Regions from separate parts of the Homo sapiens genome. Here region 1 is linked to region 2. Evidence: read pairs that join two places in POLR2A ChIA-PET (ENCODE). Cell type or tissue: GM12878. All regions are shown on one strand. Links, peaks and the distances in the headings refer to the core of each region. The heading gives the core; the rest is flanking DNA.

Region 1 (5,386 bases), core at 253-5,252, 130 kb before region 2:
AATAGGGGGATAGTTAAGAAAAAAATGCACAGTTGCAGTTAGACTGGTCTCTACCGGCAGGGAGGTTTTTTTTCACCCTTTTTGATTCTCACAGCAGCCCTATGATGTAGACAAAACCGGGTTCACATTTATTCTCCCCATTATTCATGGGGGTGGGGGCCAGGATGCAGACTGAGTTTTGAGAAATTCTGGGCAGAGCTTCCAACAGGGAATCAGATTCTGAACTGGGACAGCTCCCAGGTGTCCTAAAGCGGAATCCAGAGCTGACTCACAGCAGCGTGTGTCTGACAGGGGGATCCAGCGGCAAGTCCCTACTCTTGGATAAAGATGAAACCACCTTTGCGAAAATTATGACAGAGGCCGGGCACGGTGGCTCACACCTGTTATCCCAGCACTTTGGGAGGCCAAGGCAGGCGGATCACCTGAGGTCAGGAGTTTGAGACCAGCCTGGCCAATATGGTGAAACCCCGTCTCTACTAAAAATATGAACAAATTAGCTGGGCAGGTGCCTGTAATCCCAGCTACTTGGGAAGCTGAGGCAGGAGAATCGCTTGAACCTGGGAGGTGGAGGTTGCAGTGAGCCAAGATCGCACCACTGCACTCCAGCCTGGGCAACAAGAGCGAAGCTCCAACTCAAAAAAAAAAACAACAAAAAAATTATGACAGAGAAAGAGATCTGACCTAACCAACTCCATCTTGCCTTTAACCTCCAAGCTGCCCTGTTCATTCCTGGGCATAGGCTGAACTTAGTTTATAGTTTAACTTTGAAACAAAGATGCTAACAGCCCTTTCCCTAAACAAACCCCTTCCTGCCTGAGGACCAGACTGTCTTTGTAAGACTAACAGGTTAGCCATAAGATTTGAAATTATGGTTTAGGAGTCACGCAGCTGGCTACAAGATTCTGAACCTTCCCAGTTCCTCCTAGGGATAACATCGCGATTGTAAAACCTAAGATTGGCACTTGAGGTATTTCTCAGACCCTGCACTGCTGATGCACTCTGATGCACAAACTGGTGCCACCCAGGCCTGTAATCTGGCTCAACCAGTTCTGCGATCCTACCCAGGAACAGAAGACAGCAAGAATCCACTTCAGGCGGATGATTCACGCCTGTAATCCCAACACTTTGGGAGGCCGAGGTGGGCAGATCATTTGAGGTTAGGAGTTCGACACCAGCCTGGCCAACATGGTGAAACCTCATCTTTACTAAAAATACAAAAATTAGCCGGGCATGGTAGCGCATGTCTGTAATCCCAGCTACTTGGGAGGCTGAGGCAGGAGAATTGCTTGAACCCGGGAGGCAGAGGCTGCAGTGTGCCGAGAACGCGCCACCACACTCTAGCCTGGGTGACAGAGGGAGACTCTATCTCCAAAAAAAAAAAAAAAAAAAAAAAAATCGACTTCAACCCCCGTATGATTTCATCTTCAGTCTGACCAATACGCACTCCCCAATCCCTGGTCCCAGACCTGCTGAATCATCCTTAAAAGACCCATTTTTGAATTTTCGAGGGGCTGATTTAAGTAATAATAAATTCCAGTCTCCTGTTTAGCCAGCTCTACATGTATTAAACTCTTTCTATTGCAATTCCCCTGTCTTGATAAATCGGCTCTACCTGGGCAACGGGCTAGAACTTGTTGGGCTGTTACTAAGACAGTGTAAGATCAAGCTTCATTCTGGCCCACTCTCCCCATCTCACCCAGAAGAGGTGGCCTCCTAGGCTGCCCCTTCCTCTCTTGATCTGACTGGGATTTCCCCCCTGTTAGGGAGCTCTGGAAGAACCCCCAGTCCCAGGCCCCACCTGGCTCTGAGCTGGGTTTACAGGAAGCCCCCTGTGCACCCCTGTCCCATGAGGTCATGTGGAAAAACCCTGGGAAACTCTAACACCTGCTGCAGGTGCTGGCTGTTCCTTTTTTTTTTCTTTTTTTTCAAGCTGTAGAATTTCTCTGCCATGCAAAACTTGTTGATAATAATATAACAAACATTTCCATCTCTATTGCCCTGCTTAGGAAATAAATCTTACGGGGACACTGGAAGACTCTTGGGTGTCCCTTCCTGATCCTGTTCCCCACCTCTGTCACCAGGGGTAACCCAAACCTGAACTGCGTGTTTATCCATAAATGATAAGTGGTATTGCTTTGCATGGTTTTAAACTTTCAGTAGCGGTTTCTGTCTTTTATTCATTCATAAACTCACAAACATATACATATTGAGAACCTACTGTATGTGAGGCACCAACCTAAGCCCTGGGAACATCCGTAAACAACAGAGAGGATTACTGCTCTCATGGGACACACATTCTGGTGGGGTGAGCCAAACCATAAACAAAAGGTATGAAACTGAGATACATTATTAATATGTTACAACGTGAGAAGTACAGAGGGAAAAAATAAGGGAAGCTGGAGAGGCAGGGGTGGTGGAATATTGCAATTTTAAGTAGGATTGCAATTTTTTCCCCTTTCTTCTTTTTTGAGATGGGGTCTTGCTCTGTCCCGCAGGCTAGAGCGCAGTGGTGCAATCATAGCTTGCTGCAGCCTCAAATTCCTCAGGCTCAAGCAAACCTCCCATCTCAGCCTCCTGAGTGGCCAGGACTACAGGTGCACACCACCAAGCCTAGTTAATTTTTTTTTTTTTTTGAGACGGAGTCTCGCTCTGTTGCCCAGGCTGGGGTGCAGTGGTGTAATCTCCACTCACTGCAAGCTCCGACTCCCGGGTTCACGCCAGTCTCCTGCCTCAGCCTCCCGAGTAGCTGGGACTATAGGCGCCTGCCACCACGCCCAGCTAATTTTTTTGTTTTTTTTTTTTTTTTGGTAGAGATGGGGTTTCACCATTTTATCCAGGATGGTCTCGATCTCCTGACCTTGTGATCCTCCCGCCTTGGCCTCCCAAAGTGCTGGGATTACAGGCGTAAGCCACCGCGCCCGGCCAATTTTTTTTTTTTTTTTTTTTTTTTTAAGTAGAGACAAGGTCTTGTGATGTTGCTCAGGCTGGTCTTGAACTCCTGAGCTCAAGTGATCCTCTTGCCTCAGCCTTCCAAAGTGCTGGGATTACAGGTGTGAGCCACCATGGCTGGCTGTGTATGTCTTGTGTATGTCATGGCATCCTTATATGTCTTGTGTATTTACTCAATATTGTATATGTTTTGTATAACTGTGCCATCTTTATTCATTCCCCTGTCAATAAGTATTTATTATATCTTTCTCTTGTATTTGTCCTTATAAACAACGTTGCCATAGCATTCTTGTAAATGTCTTTTTTTTTTTTTTTTTTAAGTCAGTGTCTTGTTCTGTCACCCAGGCTGGAATACAGCAGCATGATCATAGTTACTGTAACTTCAAACTCTTGGGCTCATGTTATCCTTCCACCTCAGCCTCCTGAGTGCCAAGACTACAGGTGCATGCCTCTATGCCTGGCTCATTTTTAATTTTTTTTTGTAAAAACAGTGTCTTGTTATGTTGCCCAGGCTGGTCTCAAACTTCTTACCTCAAGTGATCGTTCTGCCTTGGCCTCCCAAAGCACTGGGATTACAGGCATCAATATCTTTTTGTGCATGCACGGGAGAGATGTTCTAGGGCATGTATCCTAATATAGAATTGTCGAGTCCAAAGTATCTTCAACCTAGCTTAGCTAGATGGTATCAATGGCTTCTGCAAAAATAAATAAAATAAAATAAAATAAAATAAAAAATGAGCCACGCATAGCGGCACACACCTGCTGGGTCAATAGGCATAAGTGTTTTCAAAAAAAAAATTAAAAAATTAGCCAGGACTGGTGGCACACACCTGTAGTCCTAGCTACCTGGGGGGCTGAGGTGGGAGAATCACTTGAGCCTAGGGGTTTGAGGCTGCAATGAGCTGGGATCACACCACTGCACTCTAGCCTGGGCGACGGAGTGAGACTCTGTCCTAAAAAAAAAGAAAGAAGAAAGTAATTTTAAAAATATTTTGTTTTCAAAAACCCAGAATTGAAGAACACAAGTATCTGGCATGAAGAAAATATCCTACAAGTTTGCAGAGAAAAAGTGGATTTCATACAAAGGATCATGGATCCGAATGGCACTGGATTCTTTAACAGCGTCAGTGGGAACCGGAACATGATGGAGGAATATGTTCAAAATTCTGAAAGAAAGAGTTTGTAGTTAAATTAGTGACGAAAATTAGTAAACCAAGCCAATGGTAAAAACGAGACAATTGGGCCGGGTAGAGTGGCTCGCACCTGTAATTCCAGCACTCTGGGAGGCTGAGGCTGTGGATCATCTGAGGTCAGGAGTTTGAGACCAGTGTGGCCAACATGGCAAAACCCCATCTCTACTGAAAGTACAAAAATTAGCTGGGCTTGGTGGCGCGTGCCTGTAGTCCCAGCTACTCAGGAGGCTGAGATAGGAGAATCACTTGAACTTGGGAGGTGGAGGCTTCAGTGAGCCAAGACTGTGCCATTAAACTCCCGTCTGGGGGACAGAGAGAGATTCTGTCTCAAAAAAAAAAAAAAAAAAAAGCAAGACAATTATTAACTCTGAAAATCTTGAAAACAGATTTGCAGTCAGAATAAAGCAAATAACGAATATTGATCTGATCAGAATGACAAATAACTATATTGGGAGGCTGTGGGGGGTGGGAATACATGTATTAATATGCGTTTTGTTCCAGGGTGGGGGGTATTGTGAGTGAGTGATTGATGAGAGCCAAATTCTCCCCTTCCATAATGAAAAATCACTATATAATGTATAAACCTGAAAAATCAAGAAGTAGCAATATAAGCATGGTATTTAGAGAAAATACACTAAATACTTAAAGGATTGAAATAGTATCTCTGAGGCTGTGTATGGTGGCTCATGCTTGCAATCCCAACAGTTTGGGAGGCCAAGGCAGGAGGACTGCTTGAGCCTAGGAGTTCAAGACCAGCTTGGGCAACACAGGGAGACCCCTGTCTAGGATAAATGATAAAAGTTAGCTGGGCATGGTGGCACATGCCTGTGGTTCCCACTACTCAGGAGGCTGAGAAGGGAAAATCACTTGTACCCTGGAGGTCGAAGCTACAGTGAGCCGAGATCATGCCACTGCACTCCAGCCTGGGAGACAGAGTGAGACCCTGTCTCAAAAAAGAAAAAAAAAAAAAAAGTATCTCTGGGACTGAAAAAGCAGAGCAGGGCCATGACTGGGGGAGTGGCTTCAGGGAATTGCTGATTTTTGTAACAAATCTTGTAGAATTTTTTGACCTTTGAAATCATGTGCATGTATAACTTGATACAAATTAAAGTTAAATTTAAAAGCTCCCCTGAGATTAGCAGCCTTGAACATATGTCTTTCACATCTCTTCATTTGTTTCCTTAGGATAAATTCCAGAGGTGGGACTGCTGGGTCAACAGGCATAAGTGTTTTCAAGACCGTAT
Region 2 (5,386 bases), core at 191-5,190:
AAACTCCGTGTCTACTAAAAATAAAAATAAAAAAAATTAGCCAGGCATGGTGGTGGGTGCCTGTAATCTCAGCTACTTGGGACGCTGAGACAGGAGAATCGCTTGAACCTGGGAGGCGGAGGTTACAGTGAGCTGAGATCACGCCATTGCAATCCAGCCTGGGTGACAAGAGTGAAACTCCGTTTCAAAAAACAAAAAAAGAAAAGAAAAAAGAGTCTGCCATTCCATGTTAAAGTGGAAGATAAACATACCATAGGGAAAAACAATTCTACTCCTACATGTATTACCTGAAATTAACCCAAAACATGCATATTAAGAGAAACACTGGTTAACAATAGCCAAAATGCTCACTTAGAGCAGAGTGAATAAACTCTGGTATAGTCACAAAATAAAATATCCCACATCAACTAAAAAACAAAAAAATGAACCACAGCTTTATAATGTTTTATTAAGGAAGCCTGATGTATACAAAATTATATCTCCTGGATGCATCCATGAATATAAAGCTCAAAAAAAAAAAAAAAAAAGGAAAACTAGACAATATAGATTAGGAGAAGTTATCAGTGACAAAACTACAAAGAAAATCAAGGAAGTACTGCCACAAAAGTCAGGATAAGGCCCAACTGTTGGGAGAAGGAGAAGGTTACTGCAAGGGTGCAACATCCTGAGAGCATGGGTTTCACTATGCTGGTAATATCTTGTATTTTGAGTATGTGATGATTACATGAATTGTTGCTATGTAACTATTTATCAAAGTAAATGTTAAATTTGAGAAGAACATGCTAGAAAGACTTGCCAGGCAGATATCAATAATTAGTATAAAGCTCTAATTTTTAAGACAGTGTGATCTAAGTACATGAACAGTCAATCACGTAGCCCAACGACCTGCATGCATAAACTTGATACACCATATAGGTGTCACTATAAACAAAGGAAACAATTTATTCAATAAATGGTGCTGGGACAATGGGATAAAACAAAATTGGTATTCATCTCTCACTATATAAAAAAAAAACAAAGTAGATTACATTCCTAAATATGGAAAGCAAGATTTTAACAATCATATGAGAAAATACAGCAAATATTTTTAAAACTCAGATATGGGAAAGAATTTAAAAGATACAGACCATAAAGGAAAAGATTGAGTAAATAACTACATTAACATTAAAAACTTTTAAACAGGAAGAGGAACCATTAAGAAATTAGAGGCTGGGCATGGTGGCTCATGCCTGTAATCCCAACACTTTGGGAGGCTGAGGCAGGCAGATCACTTGAGGTCAGGAGTTCAAGACCAGCCTGGCCAACATAGTGAAACCCCATCTCTACTAAATTACAAAAATTAGCCGGGCATGGTGGCACGCACCTGTGACTCCAGCTACTTAGGAGGCTGAGGCAGGAGAATCACTTAAACCTGGGAGGTGGAGGCTGCAGTGGGCCAAGATCACACCACTGTGCTCCTGCCTGAGCAACAGAGCAAGACTCCATCTCAAAAAAAAAAAAAAAAAAAAAAAAAAGAAATTAGATATGGTAATTTTCATAAAATTATATCACTATACACTCATGAAAGCCAAGCATAATATATGTGCTCTAATCTCAAATGGTTCAGAATTGTGTGTATATGCATATTCAAATATACACATACATATACATGAAGAGTGAGCAAGCACACAAATGATTATAAAGCTAATGGAGTAAAATGTAAATAATAAGTGACTGGATAAAGGCTACACAGGTATGCCAATTTCTCATTTGTCCTGATGAAAAATGCACTGGCAGCAAGCTGTATTTGTTTTTTTCTAAACAGAAAATGGGTTAAGAGTACCATTTTTATTTTTGCAACTTTTTAAAATTTGAAATTATTTCCAATAAAAAGTGTTCTGGTTTTTTAGAAGACATCACTAAGAAAACTTAAAGGACAAGCCACAGGTTGGGAGGAAATATTGGTAATGCATATGACCAACAAAGTGTTCATATCTGGAACATATAAAAAAAATTCCCACATATCTCTGAGAAAAAAAACACATAGGGAATATGGGCAAAAAATATGAACAGGCAATCAACAGAAAAATATGCAAGATTCAATAAACATTTGAAACTGTGTTCAGCCTGACTAGTAATCAGAGAAACAGCAATATAAATAGTGAGATATGAATGCAAAACAAAATTTTAACACCACCAAATATTGACCAGGAGGTAAGAATTCATATAATAATTCCTGCAGGATACTTTGCCAAGTCCAGTACAGTTGATGATTACCCTTGCTGAGGAGATCTAATAATTCTACTCCAAGCTATACACTCTAAGAGTAGGTGTCAGGACACCCTTTCTTTTTCTTTTCTTTTCGAGACGGAGTCTCGCTCTGTTGCCCAGGCTGGAGTGCAGTGGCGCGATCTCAGCTCACTGCAAGCTCCACCTCCCAGGTTCACGCCATTCTCCTGCCTCGGCCTCCTGAGTAGCTGGGACTACAGGCACCCGCCACCATGCCTGGCTAATTTTTTGTATTTTTAGTAGAGACAGGGTTTCACTGTGTTAGCCAGGATGGTCTCAATCTCCTGACCTTGTGATCTGCCCACCTCGGCCTCCCAAAGTGCTGGGATTACAGGTGTGAGCCACCGCGCCCAGCCAGGACACTTTTTCTTAAAGGGCCATGTAGTAAATATTTTAGGCTTGTGTGCCATAATGTCTCTGTTGCCAACTACACAACTCTACCATTATGGGCCGAAAACAGCCACAGACAATATATACACAAATGAGAATAACTGTTTAAAAGTTTTATTTATAAAAACAGAGGCAGTTGGCCTGTGGGCCAGTTTGCCAACCCCTGCTCTACTGAAACTCTCATATACATGCACCAAGAGATATGCACAAGAATATCCTTAGCAGCTTTGTTTATAACTGCAAAAAACTTCCAAAAATTTAAATGTCCATCAGTAAGAGAACGAATACATTGGTGGTGCAATCATACAATAGAATACTATACAGTAGTTAAAAAAGGAATGAATTACAGCTACACATATCAGTATAAAGGAAACCCTATGGGATGCAGAGTGCAGATAAGTTTAGAAGAATACGTACGGAATAGTGCTAATTAAGTCTGCAAATGTGCAAAATAATATTATACATACATGAATATACAGTAAAAGTATGAAGAACACGAGAGGGAAGACAAACTATACCGTTAAGAGAAGAGAAAAAATAAAAAGCAAAGAAGTGATTGATTTCCATAAATATTAGGGTGATGAATATTCACATATATATGAAAGAGGGGAGGAATGAAGTATGTGGTGGAGAAGGGATGTGCGTCAGCAGTACTGCCCAGGTCCTTTCTTTCTTTTTTTTTTTTTTTTTTTTTTTACCACACAGCTTTGAAACATGTAAAGGGTCCTATTTCTTGACCCGGGTGATGGTTACATAGGTGTTCAATTTATAATTTTTCTTACACGTTTTATGTATGTATTTTATACCAATTCCCCAACTCATAGGAATAATAAACATTAAATTCAACACACTTTACAGGGTAAGAGAAAGTTAACGTGAATGAGAAAAGATTAAAGAGCCAATTTATTGGCTACACAAAAAGATAAATCCCATTTACTGGTCAAATCACCAGGCCCAGCAGATATTTATGAAAGTAAAGGGATTATTCATGGAAATAAACTTTAATATTTCTGTTTCTTCTCCAGATCTTCTGATACAAAAAGGTATAGTAGATAAAATCATTAATGACACTTCCCCTCTGTATAATGTCTGTGTGTGTTCTTACTCATTCACTATTTTGGAAAACTTCAAACATATGAAAGTTGAAAAAATAGTATAATAAACTCCCAAAGTTCCAGCTTTAACAATTCTTAATTCACAGCCAATCTTATTTCATCTGTATCCCTACCCACTTACCCTTGTCCTCTACTGAACTATTGTTAAGCAAAACATTTTATCTGCAAAAATTTCAGCATGCTATGTCTAAAAGATAAATAATGGCCGGGCGCAGTGACTCACGCATATAATCCCAGCAATTTGGGAGGCTGAGGCGGGCAGATCACTTGGGGTCAGGAGTTTGAGACCAGCCTGGCCAACATGGTGAAACCTCGACTCTCCTAAAAATACAAAAATTAGCCAGGCATGTTGGCGCACCCCCACAGTCCCAGCTACTCAGGAGGCTGAGACATGAGAATTGCTTGAACCTGGAGGGCGGAGGTTGCAGTGAGCCGAGATTGTGCCACTGCACTCTAGCCTGGGCAACAGTGCAAGACTATGTCTCAACAAACAAACAAACAAATGATAAATAAGGACTCTTTTAAATGTAACCATAATACAATATCATATATTTAAAAACCAACAATAACTAATCAGATGTTCATCAGTGTTCAAATTTCTATAATTACCTGATAAATATATATGCTTTATAAGATCCCAAAAAGGTCCATTGTAATAAACTAAGTCCCTGAATCTGTAGTTTCCCCCTTCCATATTTCTTCCCTTCAGTCCACCTCCCTCTTTTCCATGCAATTATTTGTTAAAGAAATGAAGTGATATCCTGTAGAGTTTAACACATTCTGGATTTTGCTGATTGTATTTTCATGAGATAGTCTTTATATTTCCTATAAACTTGTAGTTGGATCTAGAAGCCTGATTATATGTAGATTAGATCATTTTTTAAATTTTGGAAAGAATACTTCTAGGTAAGCACTGTGTTCTCTGAAGTGGCACAATGTCAGGTGTCTCTTTTTGTCAAATAAGCAGCCATCGATAATTCTTTAAATCCATTATTTCATTAGGAGTTGCAAAATGTGGTGTTCAAACTATTCCTTTTTCATTTGTTGGCACCAATACTTCTCTCTAAAGGAAAACCTCCCCCTCATTCGGGTAACCAAACATTCTTTTTTTAGGTACCCTGAGGTAGAGTTCATATAATTGACACTATATATCAAGGGTTTCTTTTAAGAATTTGAGTTATACAGAAAGAGTCATCTCTGTTTCTTCAGAATGAACAGAAATGAAAGTAATGGCTCCTCCTCTTCTACTACTATTTTTTTTTTTTATTATTGCTGGAAACTACTTTCAATGATGGCCTCTTTAAAGAGGAGATTGTGGGAAAAGAAAAATTCTTATTTTGAAACATTAAAATTCCCTAGGAGGTCTTTTTCTTTTCTTTTTTTTTTTTTTGAGACAAAGTTTCGCTCTTGTTGCCCAGGCTGGAGTGCAGTGACGCGATCTTGGCTCACTGCAACCTCCACCTCCCAGGTTCAAGCGATTCTCCTGCCTCAGCCTCCCAAGTAGTTGGGATTACAGAAATGTGCCCAGCTAATTTTGTATTTTTAGTAGAGACAGGGTTTCACCATGTTGGCCAGGCTGGTTTTGAACCCCGGACTTCAGGTGATCCACCTGC

What was found. ChIA-PET counts read pairs that join two places held together with the same protein. Peaks named below come from ENCODE experiments on the same cell type or tissue, not always from the same donor. Only the 100,000 strongest peaks of a DNase experiment are listed, where the experiment ranks them.
Region 1: POLR2A ChIA-PET joins it to region 2 with 5 read pairs; 2 of 35 experiments call an interaction of 5 or more read pairs at or near these places.

What each region holds. Positions count from the first base shown.
Region 1 is chr9:37,399,684-37,405,069 of GRCh38, reverse strand. No RefSeq gene overlaps it. Among named protein-coding and RNA genes, the nearest start is that of LINC01627, 7.6 kb to the right of the region's middle. RefSeq lists an enhancer at 1,812-1,981. In GM12878, for the core only: no CTCF peak of the experiment used is centred there; a DNase peak (open chromatin) is centred at 2,239; H3K27ac peaks cover 5,000 bases.
Region 2 is chr9:37,270,460-37,275,845 of GRCh38, reverse strand. The region is part of intron 2 of ZCCHC7 (zinc finger CCHC-type containing 7); the gene reads right to left. Among named protein-coding and RNA genes, the nearest start is that of LINC01627, 120 kb to the left of the region's middle. In GM12878, for the core only: no CTCF peak of the experiment used is centred there; no DNase peak of the experiment used is centred there.